Regions from separate parts of the Mus musculus genome. Here region 2 is linked to region 1. The links are chromatin loops, found by intact Hi-C in ENCODE. Cell type or tissue: left cerebral cortex. All regions are shown on one strand. Links, peaks and the distances in the headings refer to the core of each region. The heading gives the core; the rest is flanking DNA.

Region 1 (7,617 bases), core at 1,498-6,497:
TTAAAGCAGTCATGAGGCAAAATAAACCTCTCCTCTTTATCATTAGATTATTTCATGTATACTGTTTAAGTGACAGAATGCTGGCACATGGAATCTTTGCCTCAAAAACTTCAAAAAGAGTGTGCTACATGCTAAGCTTTCTCCAATAGCGCTACTTCTTAACTTACGTTCCTCCAAGAATTACTATGAAGATAATGTTCCCAATAAAGTTATCCTCATTAACTAAACCTAACTCCATAGTACTGTCTGCCAATATTACTGTAATCCATTTCACCAAAGGCTCTTATTACTCTTAAACATTATTAGTTAATTCAAGCTAACAAGTGCACACACATAACAAGTTTACCAAGCTAAATTGCTGCTATTATGCTCAGCAAATAAATGTTTTGGCTAGTAAGTTATGAAATATTAAATCACATAGAAGTATTCACTGCGATGGCACAGACAGCATGCATGAACTCTATGCATGGACTCAGGCTAATCAGAGTCTCCAGCATAATTGCAAACACGTACTATCCTACTGAGAAATCAGTTATTGTGATATCTCAGACCTACAGGCTAAAGGAATAGTTCAGTGGGAGAGGGCTTGCCTTGAACACCCAGGTTTTGATCCACAGAAGTAGAAATAATGCAGAGCACTAAGTGTCAAGTACACTAAGACTCTGAGGTAGGATTTCTCCACTGACATTAACAAACATTAACAAAGTCAGCATACAACGCTCGAGTGTTTTCAGTAAACAACCGACTTACAGGCATAAACAGGAAGTGAACGCTCTTAGTCCTCATTCTAAAGAGTCAATCACAAGTTCAAATTCATCTTTACAAAAATTACTAAAATGGGATACTAGTAAACTGACTAGCAAAGCTCAAATAAGAGAAAATAAGCCAGATAAGTAAGAGAAAATAAGCCAGATAAGTTAACAGCTATTATACTTTATTATGCTAACTTGACTAGAGCACCATTCTCATATACAAGAAAAATATAATAATAATAGCTACCCTTCACATGTAGTAATAAAAACATGATGATACTTGGTAACAGAATATTGGCCTGTCAAAGAATCCTCATGTTAATGGTAACTTTGGGAAAGAAAACATGGTTTCTTTCCAAAAGGAGAAAATATTTGGTTTAAAGAAATAAAAATTCAAGCCAGGCATGGTGGCACACGCCTTTAGTCCCAGCACTTGGGAGGCAGAGGCAGGCGGATTTCTGAGTTCAAGGACAGCCGGGGCTACACAGAGAAACCCTGTCTCAAAATACAAACAAACAAACAAACAAAAAGAAATAAAAATTCTGGACAACTGGCTGGAAATTTCATCATTGTTGCCCACAAGCTGAAGAACCTAACCACTAAAGAGTAAAGATTTCCTTAAGCCTGTTTGAAAAGATGCTCTATAGAAATTCCCTCTCGCCCGGCTTGGTGGCGCACACCTTTGATCCCAGCACTTGGGAGGCAGAGGCAGGTGGATTTCTGAGTTCGAGGCCAGCCTGGTCTACAGAGTGAGTTCCAGGACAGCCAGGGTTACACAGAGAAACCCTGTCTGGAAAAACCAAAAAAAAAAAAAAAAAAAAAGAAAGAAAAAAGAAATTCCCTCTCTCCCTCTCTCCCTCTCCCACTCCTCCTCCCCCTCCCCCTCTCTCTTCCCCCTTCCCCACAGATGCTCTATAGAAATTCCCTCTCTCCCCCTCCCTCCCCCTCCCCCTTCTCCTCTCCCTCACACAGACACACACACAGACACACCAAACCTTTTCTCTTGAAGTGTAACTAATACCATAAAAAAAAGAAAGAAAAAGTGCAAAAACACTTCAGAGTTTCAGTTAGTACTTATAGAATTTACTTTACAGAGGAGTTAGTTTTACAAGTATGTGCAGATGTAACCAAACTAAAATTCCAATGTGACTAAAATTTACCATTATAAAAAAAAAAAAAAAAAAAAAAAAAAAAAAAAAAAGAAGAAGAAGCTGCTGCCAAGCCTGACAACCTAGGATCAAGCTTGGGCCCTTCATGGTAGAAAGAGAGAACCAACTTTCTCAAGTTCTCCTCTAACCTCCAGATGTACACCACAGCACACAAACAGTAAATGCAAACAACTGAGAGAGAGAGGAGAGAGAGAGACAGAGAGACAGGCAGAGAATAATGCAGATCTAACCCCAGCACTTGGAAGGCAGAGGCAAGTAGGTCCCTGAGTTCAAGGCCAGCCTGGTTGATTTTCAGAGTGAGTTCCAGGTCAGCCAGGCTACACAGAGAAACACTGTCTCGGAAAAACAAAAGAGAGAGAGACAGAGAGAGACCTACAAAGACAGAAAGAACACAAGAGAGACAGAGAGAGCAAGAAGGGGAGAGGAGGAATCATTTCAAGGTCAAATTCCTGGAGCTGGCACAGAAGACCGTATGTATGAAGTATGACAGCAAGCTAGACAGAATACATCCTCAGCTAACAGCCACGACAGCCCATTTTCAACTGTCTGATCCTGGCTAAATCATCTACTCTCTCAGCTTGCCTTTCCTTAGGGGACAAGCTGTGCCCTCTCAGCTTGTGGCATCATTGACTGAGATCACATGAGGGTTCAGATCACTTAGTGTCTTCTCGATGCATGGCCTTACCCCCAGCTCTGGAAAGAATCCACTCCCCACCGTAGTCTTTAAGCTACAGTTATTTTCTCTCTAGCCTCAGGAAAGTCTCCCTTCCACTCTGCCCAAGATGAAAGGAACGCTTCCTCTTCAAAGGAGGCCCTTCCACGCCCGTGCATCCAAAGTCTCAGGGCCCAGCTTGAATCTGAACCTTCAGAGCCAACCCAAACACAACCTCCACCTTAACAGGCCCTAATTCTCAGGGCTCAATGTTTCTCTACCCTGGCAACATCCAGGGACAGGGGAACGCCACCAGGAGGCAGGAGCAGGTGGACCTCTCAGGTCAAGGCCAGCCTGATCTACAGAGCAAGCACCAAAACAGCCAAGAAAGAAAAGAAAGGGGGCAGGGGGAGAGACTTGGAATAGCATTAACTAATGCCATGTTACAGCAATTGATTTGAACAAAGGAAAAACAAAATGGCATGAGAATCAAGCAGCAAATCCAAAACCAAACAAAGTAGATGCTAGAATCCTCACAACAATGTGATCCGGAAGCCTTTACAGAAAATGTCATTGGCAGCAACATAATCATCTACTCAATAGCTTACAAGTTGGCTATTGAAATGGTTATAGGACCTCTTGAAAAATGTTTAATTACTGTGATTTAACTCTACATTAGATTAGTCGATTGTGTTCATTGCTAGTACAAAGTCCAAATCCATAGCCTGACTAATTTTCCCCAACACTAAGAAGCTATCAGTTTCCTAATCTCAACTGCTCTTTAACTGAAAAAGCTACTGCCCAAACTATTTTAACTCTGCATATTCTATGAGCTGCATTTGATCACACAAAGATAAGCCAGGTCGATACATTACTGTACACATTAGTAATTAACTCCTTTGTAATTAGGCATCAACTGCATACAGTAATTATCCTAATTTCACTTTCAAGATGAAAGTAAAATACATTTAAAACATATTCCCCACTCTTTTATGACAAATCAAAGTAATTTAAAACGTTTTTCCTTCTCATTCTGGTAATTTTGTCTACCTGTAACTTTTAATGTGTAGGTTTTCCTGGGGCATTATTATCAATAGCAATCAATATTCTATTACCTCAAGAGACCACAGCTCTGTTCTGACTCTGCAACAAGGGGAAAACCTACTTTACAGATGTCAGCCATTTAGAAAGTTGCAAGTAAAACTCAAAATATTAATGGATCCCATTAAACTTGAGTCAGTGACCTGATCAAACAAACAGAAAGGGAACAAAAGGCAAGTTCTGTTCCATTTATTTAAAAATTAAATTTGAAATTTAAAAATCTATTTTGACTAAGACAAAAATCAAACAGGGGCTTAAGAGTGTTTTTATAAAAGCACTGTATCGTCAATACCTTTGATTGCCACTACATCAAGACGAGTAGGTATACTTAGATTCAAGGACAACAAGTTGCAAACATGTGATCCAGAAAAACACAGATTGTTTCGAATAGAGAATGAAAGCTTGATACACCAAAACAAATGATAAGGCATGGTAAATTGACTTCCGTCTTATCGTTAAAATGACTCTTTGCTGTATTTAGGGACAGAGAATTTGCAGGTAGTGGCTTGTTGCACCATCTTAATATAAAACAATATTCCAAAACTAACGAGTGAGTTCCAAACACAAGAACCAGAATTATTCGAAGCTTCTCTTCGCACAGTCCTAAGATCAAGGAACAACCCAAAAACTTAAGTACTTTAGTAAGCTGGTCCGTGATAGCTAAAAGCTGAGAAAAACCCTCTTTTTGCCTTGGGTCTGAAATGATGTCTAGGAAATCCCCTAAAGTCCTAAGGGTTCCCTTATTAATCATGACATCTAATTTATTTATGTGCTTGTTTGTTTATTTATGTTTACGCACTACAAAACCGTGCTCTTAACAAAAACAGTAGTGCATCCCACACTTTTAATCCCAGCACCGGGAAATCTGTGACCAGGAGCTCAAGGGCAGTCTGGACTACAAAACGAGACCCCGTCTCAAAAACAGGAAAGAAAAAAAAAAAAAAACAGAAAAGAAAAGAAAGAAAAAATAGTAAACAAACAAAAAATAGTGTAGCCCCTTAGTGAAGATCCCGGAAATGGAAGTCACAGCCGAATGCAAAGTGCATAACAGTCGGCGACCTGACACCTCTACTCTGCAGCAAGGCCAGCACTCACCCAGCGTACGCCGGGGAAACCAAACGCGGGCGTTTCGAAGTCCGCAAAGCGGCCACACACTCACTCCGCCGTCACTGAGCTTAACCTCTGGCTACCGAGACGCTGGGCGCGCTGGGCGCCGCCATCTTGACGGGAAGAGGCCAGGGCCCTAGGTCCCTTGAGCCGCTCGCCCAAAGACAAGCCGGTGCGCCAGGAAGTCGCCAGCTAGTTACCTCCGCACCACTGGCGCTGCGTCCCCCAGTCACGATGACACTGATAAACTCAGGCTGCCAACCAGACGGATCCAAAGCAAAGTCACCCTCGTTTTCGTGCACAGCAGGTCAGGCAGCGCCAAAGACAGCCGAGCCGGGCAGGGGCAGGGCTGGGGAGCGCGGCTCGTAACCCAGGCAACGGGGCCTAGGCAGGTGTAGGGGGCGTGGTGTCAGGAGACACCGGGATCTCGGCCACGCCCCCGGGCGGTTCGAAAGGCGGAGGAGGCTTTGAGCCCTGGTGTTCGAGCCCGCGACTGTCCTCCCGAGGAGCGAGCCTGGGGCTGGACGGCTCGGCCTCCTGCCGCCCGAGGAGCCTGTGAGGAACGCGGAGCCTCCAGGACACGGGCGCCACCCCTTAGCTGCCCGCCGCCCTGCCTGCGGCGCCACCTCTCGCGCAGGACGCGAGCCAGGCCGCGCGCGAGCCAGGCGGAGCCTCTCTTCTCCTGCCTTCCAGCGTGCTTTTTTTTTTTTTTTTTTTTTTTTGCATCGTTTGACATTTGGGTTCAGTTAAACTTGGGGCTTCTACGAAGAAGGACCTGTTTGGTTTTGTTGTTAGGGTGTTTTTTGGTTTGTTTGTTTTTGTTTATTTTCAACATGGCAGCCTCCAGCCGCGCACAAGTTTTAGATCTGTACCGGGCGATGATGAGAGAGAGCAAGCATTTCAGCGCCTACAATTACAGGTGACCCGGGGGGAGGGCCGGGAATCGGGTGCCCAGCTCTGTCTGCGGGGGTCGCGGATCAGGCGGCCACAACCTGTGAAAGTGACAGGCTCCACTCCCATGACGCGCACGTGCAACTGTCCACCCCCAGGTGTGACCCTCAGAGCCCTGGAGGGGAGGAGCCAAGGACTTGCCCTTCAAATGCTGGGATACCTTCCCTGAACTGACACCCACATAGGGGCTTTAGGACCATTAAACAGTGTCCTGTTTCTGCGGTACAAAGTGATGAACGCGAAGCTACCAGTGAGAAGCTAGGACAAGGAAACTTAGGGCATACCTATATCTTGCCTTGAGATTACAAGAGTGGAAGCAGGCAGTCTAGACCACGTGGACACAAAACTGAAGGCTTGCTCTAGGGCCCCCTTTCATTTCACTAGTGTTTTAATTCGTGACGTTGGTTCCAAGTATCAGATACGTTCTTACTAAAGGATGGTGGAGAGGGGCTACATATTCATGTTAAAGGTAAAATGAGTTGCTAAGCCTTTAAAAACTGAATTCTTAGTTTATCCAGCCTCGCCAAACTGAAATCTTACTGCTAGATCCTAGAGTCTAGGACCTATAACAAGAGGACAGGAGCATCAATTCTTCAAAAACATTTAAAACTTAAATTTATTTTAAGTTATAAAATGTATGTTAATGAGTTACTATGCGTGCACCTCACTTAAATGCACTAAAACTTACATTTTTAACTCTGCCCCATTTCTTTCCTTGCTTGGCCTATTCCCCTACTTGTATGAGTCCCTTATACTTCCTTGCCACATGGTAGTGGTGCACACCTTTAACCCCAGCACTGGGAAGGCACAGGCAGCCAGAGCGCTGAAATCGAGGCCACCATGAACTACACAGAGAAACCCAGTCTCAAAAAAACCAAAACAACACACACACACACACACACACAAAACTCTACCTCAGAACCTCCACCTTCACAGTTTCTGCTTCTTTGAAACTTCTGACCCAACATTTCTGTAGAGTTTTAGGGTTTTTCTGATATTTGGTGTCTTATTGATTAATTACCTGAATCCTTTGAGATTGAATCTAAGAATAAGAATCTGATGAAACCAGCTCATTTTCTCCAGACAGTTTGCTTATTTTCATTTATTTCCCAAGTCTTTCAAGTACTTAACAAGCTGTCCTTCACAGCTGCCCAGGCATGGGCTGGGTGTCTTGGCAGTTAACTCCTGAAACAGACCTGGTTCTAGGTGCACCCTTCTCTAGGGATTGAGCTACCCGTCCGGCTATGCACTACTTTAGTCTGTGAACAGATGCACCAACTTTCCCAGCAGTAATTCATATTTCAGAAACCTGCTGAGAAAATAATAGTTGTCGTGTCAACTGAGAATAGCACATGGGTTGGACAAGTGAGCTCATACCCAGCCGAACATAGGTTTTGATTTTATGTGATGACATTGGCTTTGGAGGAGAGGGGGCATAAACACTAAACCTCCTGGTAGGAGTTTCCACAAATACCTGTTATTACTTACTATTGATGGAAGACAGGAAACATGGAAGTAAATGCTTGGAGTGTTCCTTGCAGTCTAGAAGATGTCTGTCTCAAGAATAAAAATGGACTGAATAAACAGAGACTAAGCAGAGGTTCACACTGGGGGGCCCAACTGGAAACAAGTTCTGTAAAACACTGATAGCAACCCTAACAGAATATGCAGCTTTAGAGTTACTGGGCCTCAAGGACTTAGTTTTCTTGGTGATGAAACTAATTCACTGGACTACACAGCCTCTTAGGGGCCTTTTCGTCCTAAACTTCCATCTGGAAGTGACTTAAGAGCCAATACAGAAAGGTAGGCTGTGCCTCACAGAAAATTGAGACTGAGCTTCAACACAAGCAGCTGTGTGCTGACACGCACGCAGAGAGTAGTCTGT
Region 2 (7,617 bases), core at 1,013-6,012, 140 kb before region 1:
CACACATACATACAGACAAGCATATATATACAGACAGATAGACAGACAGACAGATACATATTTGATAGATGGAGAAAAGCTCCAAGCAACTTACATATATACATATACACACATATTTGATGGACAGAGCAAAGCTCTAATAACTTTATTTCTCTTAGCCTTTTTATACCCACTAAGACAATTACTTCATTCAAAAAACAGATAGAATCTTACACAAGAGAAAATTAACACAGGATTGTTGATTACAACTTCAAAGTAGTAGTTTTATCTGGCTTTCATTCCATAAGTTCATTATAAGTTCAAAGCAATAGTTTTTTTGTTTTTTTTTTTTTTGTTTTTTTTTTATGTAATAGAATTATCTACCCCTTGTTCGGGGCCTTACTTTATCAGGGTGTACACCTGTGGCCTCATTCCTGGACCTGGCCTAGAATGAATGTTTTTCCGGATCATTAATTTTATCCAAGCCTAATTTTCTTCTTAGTACAATTTATATGTTTGTAGTGCATGAAAGCTCACATCGCTGCTCACAACAATCTCTAACTCCAGATTTAGAGGAAATGACCTCTTCTGGACTCAATGGGCACCATGAATAGACATACTGCATAGACATTTATGCAGGCAAAACAACCATTAACATAAAATAAGTAAAAATGTATTTGTTTGCTTGCTTTGGTTTTTCAAGACAGGGTTTCTTTGTGTAATGCTGGCTATCCTGGAACTCTTTCTTTAGATCAGGCTGGCCTCAAACTCAGAGATCTTCCTGCCTCTACCGTGCTGCATTATAGGTGTGCACCACCACTACCTGGCAAGTAAAAGTTTTCTCTAAAATAAAAAAAAAAAAAAAAAAGCACAAAACAGGAAGAACTGACCCTGTTTAGACTGTGCCTTGCTTGACTTATGCCCCATGCCTGAGGGTAGACCCTAACAGGTCAATGTATCAGTCACCCCAGAACATGGACAACTGCCCTCCACTCCTTGTAATACTCTGCACAGGGAAAAGAGCAATGCTCCAGGTCTATATCATCTTCCTTACTCAAGCTCACTGCTTAGCTCAAGCCTGGACTAGACCGCTGTGTGTGCCTCTACAGCAACCACCTTCTGTCTCAACTATCCCTACAGGCCCATGGGCACAGTAGCTTCCTCATAATTCTCACTCCCAGACTATGTATACCTCAAAGGCAAATACCACCTCACTGTGCCCAGTACCTTGCACAGGGACTACCTAGCACAGGGACTTAATAGAAGGCAATAGAGAAGGGGTTCTCATCCTCAAAACTCCAAAAAGTACACATAGCAGATTTTAAGAGCTTTTCCTTAATGCCTTTTGTGGTAGCTTGAATGTGCTTGGCCAGGGAGTGGCACTATTTGGAGGTGTGGCCTTGTTGGAGTAGGTGTGGTCTTGTTGGAGTAGTTGTGCCACTGTGGGCGTGGGCTTTACTACAGTCCTCCTAGCTGCCTGGAAGCCAGTCTTCTCCTCTTGACCTTCAGAACAAGATGTAGAACTCTCAGCTCCTACACCATGCCTTCCTGGATGCTGCCATGTTCCCACCTTGATGATAAAGGACTGAACCTCTGAACCTGTGAGCCAGCTCCAATTAAACATTATCCTGTAAGAGTTGTCATGGTCATGGTGTCTGTTCACAGCAGTAAAACCCCAACTAAGACACCTTTTAAAGCCCAAAGGCTACAGGTCCAAGTTCAACCTGCCAAACAGGTATTGCATTGACATCAGATACTTTCTTTGTGCTAAAAACGCACCTATAGGTAAAGTTTTAGAGTATCTCATAGTTATCACTCCTTTCCCAAAATGAATTTCTATCCACCCCACAGCTTACTGTCAACCTCAGGACCAATGGAAGGGCATTAACTCTACATCTTAGGATGCATCTCATAAAATGGTTTTGGTTTTTGTTTTGAGGGGGAGGGGACTGGTTACATGAGGGAGAGATAGTACACGGGTTTCCTGGGCTAGTCAGCCTGTGAAACACCTTTCACTTAGAGCTGCCTCTTTCTAACTTGGATGTCCAATAGCAAAGTACATGTTTTCAACCCATCACTACCCACACTGAGAACTAATCAACCTCACTGTGTAAGTGCATGTGTAGAAACACCTAATAACGTCCAAATCCTAAAATGTCAATTAAAAGGCATGATTTTAAACATGGCAAAAATTATGCATGATGATAATACTTCATTTTCCACCCTTACACATAACCTGGCCCTTACATGATGCCACTGATTCTAGCCTAAAGTGCAGAAATAAGCCTTGAAAAAAGACACAAGAAAATATCCTAGTAGATTGTGTTTATCCTCACAGTACTATAAATAATTCCTAAAACTCTAAATTGCCTTTTTGCAGAGGAGAAAATAAAATGTAGCCACTGGGAGCACATCACACCCGCCTGCAGAGCTGCTGAGATCCCATAAAGAAGGGCTCCATACATATTTTACATACAATTCAATTATAGGAACATTCTAGGTTTTTGTTTTGTCTGTGAGAATTTCTTTAGAGGGGAAAAATAAACCTTTTTAACCAACCAAATATAGCAAAATGTATCTGGTCTGCAATTTTCCCCATGGCTCTACAGAACAGAATGAGAGTCCGAGCTAACATTTTTTAACTCCTGGGCTGCTTAGAAGACTATACTATAGAATTGGAGAGCTTAAAGGAAACTTTATTTTGATATTTTATGACTGCCACTAACTTCTTGAAGTAATCAAACTTGAAGGAAGAAAGATTTCTTTTGGCAGTTAGAACTCATATCTGGTTGACCTCACTTCTTGGGCCTGTGCTCTCCTGGTGAGGTCACTTGGCAAAGGAAGCTGCTAGGGCACCGCCATCCTCTTCAAAGACATGTCCACAGTGACCAGAAACCCCACTAGAGGCTACCTCTCCCGTAGTCCACCACCTCCAAGTGTGCCCTGGTCCTAGAGACTCAGAGGGCATTTACCCAAACACTGGCCCACATGCGTATATACACAATCCTCTGTGTTAGCAGCATGTAAAAAGTCTGAGGACACAACTTTCCAGATAAACTGCACTGCTAACTCCTGACTGGATCACAGCACCCACAACTACACTATACTGAGACAAGAATCAGTTGCTTCTGGATAGTGGGAAGGAGGCAGAAAAGCTCACACTCTTTTCAATCATTCTTTCTACTAAGCTACAGAAGAGAGTAGAGTGTATATAACTGAAAGAAAAGAGTGAGTTCTCCTGGACTTTCTGTGAAATGAAATGGAGGGAGACAACCTCAAGAACTCAGTCAGTGAAAAATGAACATACAATACAACCACTAAGAGCATTTTGAGACTCAGTAATGGCAGACGGACAACAAATCGGGACAAAGTCTCAGGCATAAAACAACCACTTGCAGCTGGACAAAAAACAAACAAACAAACAAACAAAACACAGTGAGAGTGAGCACCTCACTGTGTTAAAATCAGCAGACTACAAAAGGAATATTCAATTACTACAGCAGAATTCAAACACTAGGATATACATCTCAAGCCAGTCTTCCAACCATATCTGTTAATATCCCATTGGCCCAAGCAGTCAAGAGGGCAAGCACCAAAGCAGCAGGGCAGAAAAATATGTTCTTCCTACAGAAGAAAATGCTTCAAAGCTACTGGGCAATGTAAGTGTACACAGGCAGAAATAGATCCCTGAATGAGATTACAACCTGGAGCAATTTAACCTGACCAAATTTAAGACTTTCTACCTGCATACTCCCCAGTCAACTTGATCAGTTTGATCACTTGGACAGGAAAGGAGTGGGAAACTGAGTGGCAATTACTTTATACAGTCATCAAATATCCCAAGCTTTAGGTGATGAAAATAAGAATCCTACACGAGTTTCCACATCCAAAGGATACACTGGGTAGAAACATGGCTGCCAACATTAGGCATGCAGCACACAGCACAACTGCTGCAGAGAGCTCCGGGGAGCAAGCACGTGCGCCAGTCTGAAGCCAGAGGTGGAGGCTTCACTTGCACACTAGCAAGAGAAACACTGGAAGGTGACAGGATGAGAAGCAGGATCGGGAAAACTAAAATCTCTACAAGGAAACACATCCAATTCCCTGCAAACTGCAGACTGGAAACCCCAGGCAAGCTCCCAGCTACAGCTCCTAATCAAGCCTACCCTAAACCACGCTTTCCCGGCTGGGAGAGACTGTCAGAGGGGGGACCGAAGCTGACAGAACACCAGGCCACAGAGGCGGATGCCAGAGAGGATTAAAACTTTACAGTCGCTGGGTTGAGAATATGAATAATATGACAATAAATGAGAGAGATAAAGTACGAGGACCATACATGACAAGCAGAGGGGTAATCGTCATGGGGCTGTCAACTTCCACCCACTCACAGTTCATGGAGAAGTGATTTTTTTTTTTTTAAGAATGATGTGATAACAAAGAAAACTGAAGCTACTCAAGGAAGAACTATATATATTTCATATATATATATACACACATACATACATATACATATATATTACTTTTATGAACTAGCAACAAAAAGGAAGAAAAGCCACAAACCTGTAAAATTACAATACATAAAAATAACAAGTGAATAATATCTGATATAAATGTAAGAAGCCTACCAATCAGTTAAAAAACAGAAATGGGTAGATAAACCCAGCTGAAATGAAAAGAAAAACTGTAAATGTCAAGCAAACATATAAGAATGCTTTCAGCCACAATATCAATCAGGCCAATGAAAACCACGGGAAACTATTTTTATCATCCCCAGACAGGTAAACCAGATCAAGGTCAAGTATTAAAGGGAATGTGAGCAACAAGGGATTTCGATTACAGTCTCGAGGCAATGCAAAACAGGCAAACCACTTTAGCAAGTAATTTGGTGACTCCCTAACACACACAAGAAAAGCCCTGAAGATTCCCATAAAAATTGACTCTGCAATTAAAACCCTGGCATGTACACACCTGTAGGCATAAGAATACTCAGCATGAGCAACCAAAACTTCAATCAGTAGGCTTTAAGAAGAGATAAGCTATGGCATACACACCCAAGTGAATTTACATAGCATGAAACAAATACACCACAACCTAACAATGCTGGACTTCATGTCACACAGACATCACACAGCTATATGTAGTGTTACTCCACTGGTAAAAATGTGGAAGCAGGGTAACACATTGTGCACAACTCTAATGAAATTCAAGGTAGAAGGAAATGCAGACTAATGCTTGTTGGCAGGGGGAAGGTGAGAAGGAAATGAATGAAGATACTGCCACAGAGAAAAGGAGGCTTGAAGGGAGGTAGAAGGGAAGAGAGAAGGGAAGGGGAGGGAAAGGAGAGGAGAGGAGAGGAGGGAAAGGGAGAGGAGAGGTAGAGAGTGGAGGGGAGGTGAAGGAAAGGGAGAAGGAAGGGGAGGGCTAGAGGTTAAGAGTATGAACTGTTCGTTCATTCAAAGGACCCAGATTTGATTCCCAGCACCCAAAGATTTGATAGCTCACAAGCGTCTTTAATTCAATTTCTAGGGAATCTGACACTCTCTTCTGGCCACCACACATACCAGACATACAACTGATACACTGGCACACATGCAAGCAAAACATGCATTAAAAAAATTTTTTTTAATAAAAGACAAGCAGAATCACAGAGTCTCTGTAGGGGTAAAGACAGAAAAGAAAAAAGAGTTAAAGTAAAATTATTTTAAAAAGTAGCTGAAAATATAAAAATTCCTATTTCTGAACACCAAGAATAGAAAAAAAAATCCTGAAAGTAGCTAATAAATAAATAAAAGACAATACTATATAGTTAGATGAGCAATTATTAGGCATTGAAATTATGATTTTTTTTTCATTTAACCACAGGTAGAAGAAAACAGTTTGAAATGCTAAAAAAAAAAAAAAATAAAATAAAAAAATAAAGGAAATGGCCATCAGTTCACGAGTCTATATTCAATAAAAATATCCTTCATGATAATGAAGGAAGAACGGTGTGTCAGAGAAAGCAAGCCTAAGGAGGCCATCCCCAGCAGACACAGCCTGTAGAAACACATAAGGAAAATTTCCACACCAAGGAGAAGGAAATAGAAAGAATGAGATGTGCAGTGAATTGTGAGGATTTCAGTGGAGGCAGGCTTGATGAATGTAAATATAATAAAAAAAGGTAATTAAGGAGGACAGGTATACAACATTCTAATATAAATAAGCTTCAAGAAAGAATTCTCTCATATGAAGCCACTTATCTCACAAGGATGAATGGGCAGGCCAAATGTTCCAACAGGGAACAAAATAAAAGTCTAACCTGAGAGGAGAGAATGAAAAGAAAGCATGAAGATTCTCTAGCATCTGAAAGGATGTCACTTGAAAAAGTGACATCAGAAAATCTGGTGACAAAAAATACTGGAAACGTGTTCAACCACACTGGTGACAAGAAAAGTGAAGTAAGGTGACAGTGGGACACAAGGCCTTCGCCATTTTGCCTGTAAAGAGTAAGCAACTGAGTGTGTGAGGTGTCGCCCATGAGCACGGTTAGAATCTTTCAGGCATCAGAGACTGAGAGCCACAGGTTCTATTTACATGGCACACACATGTCTCATGCCAGCCAGACACACACGCAAGAAGGATCCAAGGACACATGCAGGAAGACTGCTTCTAACAGCACACTGATAAGGAAGTGACCAGAACGAAGTGACCACAATGCCAGGTGATAACTAACAAAGTTCATTTTCAGCCATGGGAACATATTCATGCCATGTTCACTATGAACAAAAACTTGCCAGATGCAGAAACAACCACTACAGAATTCCATAATAGCAGAGGTTTGTTTGGTTTTTGGTTTTTTCTCAGCTCTGATAGAGTACTAAGAGAGGTAAGTCAGCAGGCATTGAAAAAGTGAACAACACTAGGATACGACTCTGATAATATTCATTCAAAAAGTGATTCCATTTTTATGAAACATGGGATCCCATAGACAGGCATGTGATATACACACTTATTTATGTGCCTAAGACTTTGATACTTGGTTTAGGGAATCATGGAATCAACCTCGATCTATTTTTCATACTTTATGGTTTTCAGTTATTGCAGAATGTTCAGGAAAGTTGATTACTTACTTCAAACAGGGATCAACACTATGTCCATATCTGAACAGACCTCTAAAAATGCAGCCTGAAAATACATACACACAGAAAACGGGAAAACAGACTTCAGTGAATCTACACAATGGCACACTGTCAGGAACCATAATGGGACAAGCTAATAACCAGCAGGTGGTCATCCTGAAATGGTCTGCTTCTGATTATTATATAATCTGTGACAGGTGCGCCCTTATTAAGCAAGGCTGTAAGGGATTCATTTTAGGAAAGAGTCCTGCTACTAACATGATTTTCCTGTTATTATTAAACATATATAATAATCACTAAGTAGTAGCACACCCATTTGGAGCAGATCTCTGCAGATCCACGAAGATGTATTGTCTTATAGTGAAGCTGTATAGATAAATAGATGAGTTAACTCTTTATAATGACCCTGTAAGAATTCCTAAAATTATATCAGTGATTATTAAGTTCATTTATAGTGGGACTGCTATTAGGTCCTTTTCTGATAGTCAAAACTGTGATGAGAACTCTGTCAGTTTCCCAA

Evidence for each region. Hi-C counts contacts between places; a loop is a spot of excess contacts. Peaks named below come from ENCODE experiments on the same cell type or tissue, not always from the same donor. Only the 100,000 strongest peaks of a DNase experiment are listed, where the experiment ranks them.
Region 2: a loop joins it to region 1, with 2.6 times the contacts of the local background. A loop is called at or near these places in 1 of 42 quality-filtered maps.

What each region holds. Positions count from the first base shown.
Region 1 is chr13:36,115,158-36,122,774 of GRCm38, reverse strand. It overlaps Lyrm4 (LYR motif containing 4), which reads left to right and starts at 5,418. Exons shown (of 3, transcript NM_201358.2): 1 at 5,418-5,700. The coding sequence starts at 5,615. Fars2 (phenylalanine-tRNA synthetase 2 (mitochondrial)) reads right to left here and starts at 5,132. Exons shown (of 7, transcript NM_024274.3): 1 at 4,770-5,132. In left cerebral cortex, for the core only: a CTCF peak has its summit at 4,002; DNase peaks (open chromatin) are centred at 4,937, 5,150 and 5,869; H3K4me3 peaks cover 2,352 bases; H3K27ac peaks cover 1,811 bases.
Region 2 is chr13:36,253,730-36,261,346 of GRCm38, reverse strand. The region is part of intron 4 of Fars2 (phenylalanine-tRNA synthetase 2 (mitochondrial)); the gene reads right to left. Among named protein-coding and RNA genes, the nearest start is that of Gm40912, 50 kb to the right of the region's middle. In left cerebral cortex, for the core only: no CTCF peak of the experiment used is centred there; no DNase peak of the experiment used is centred there.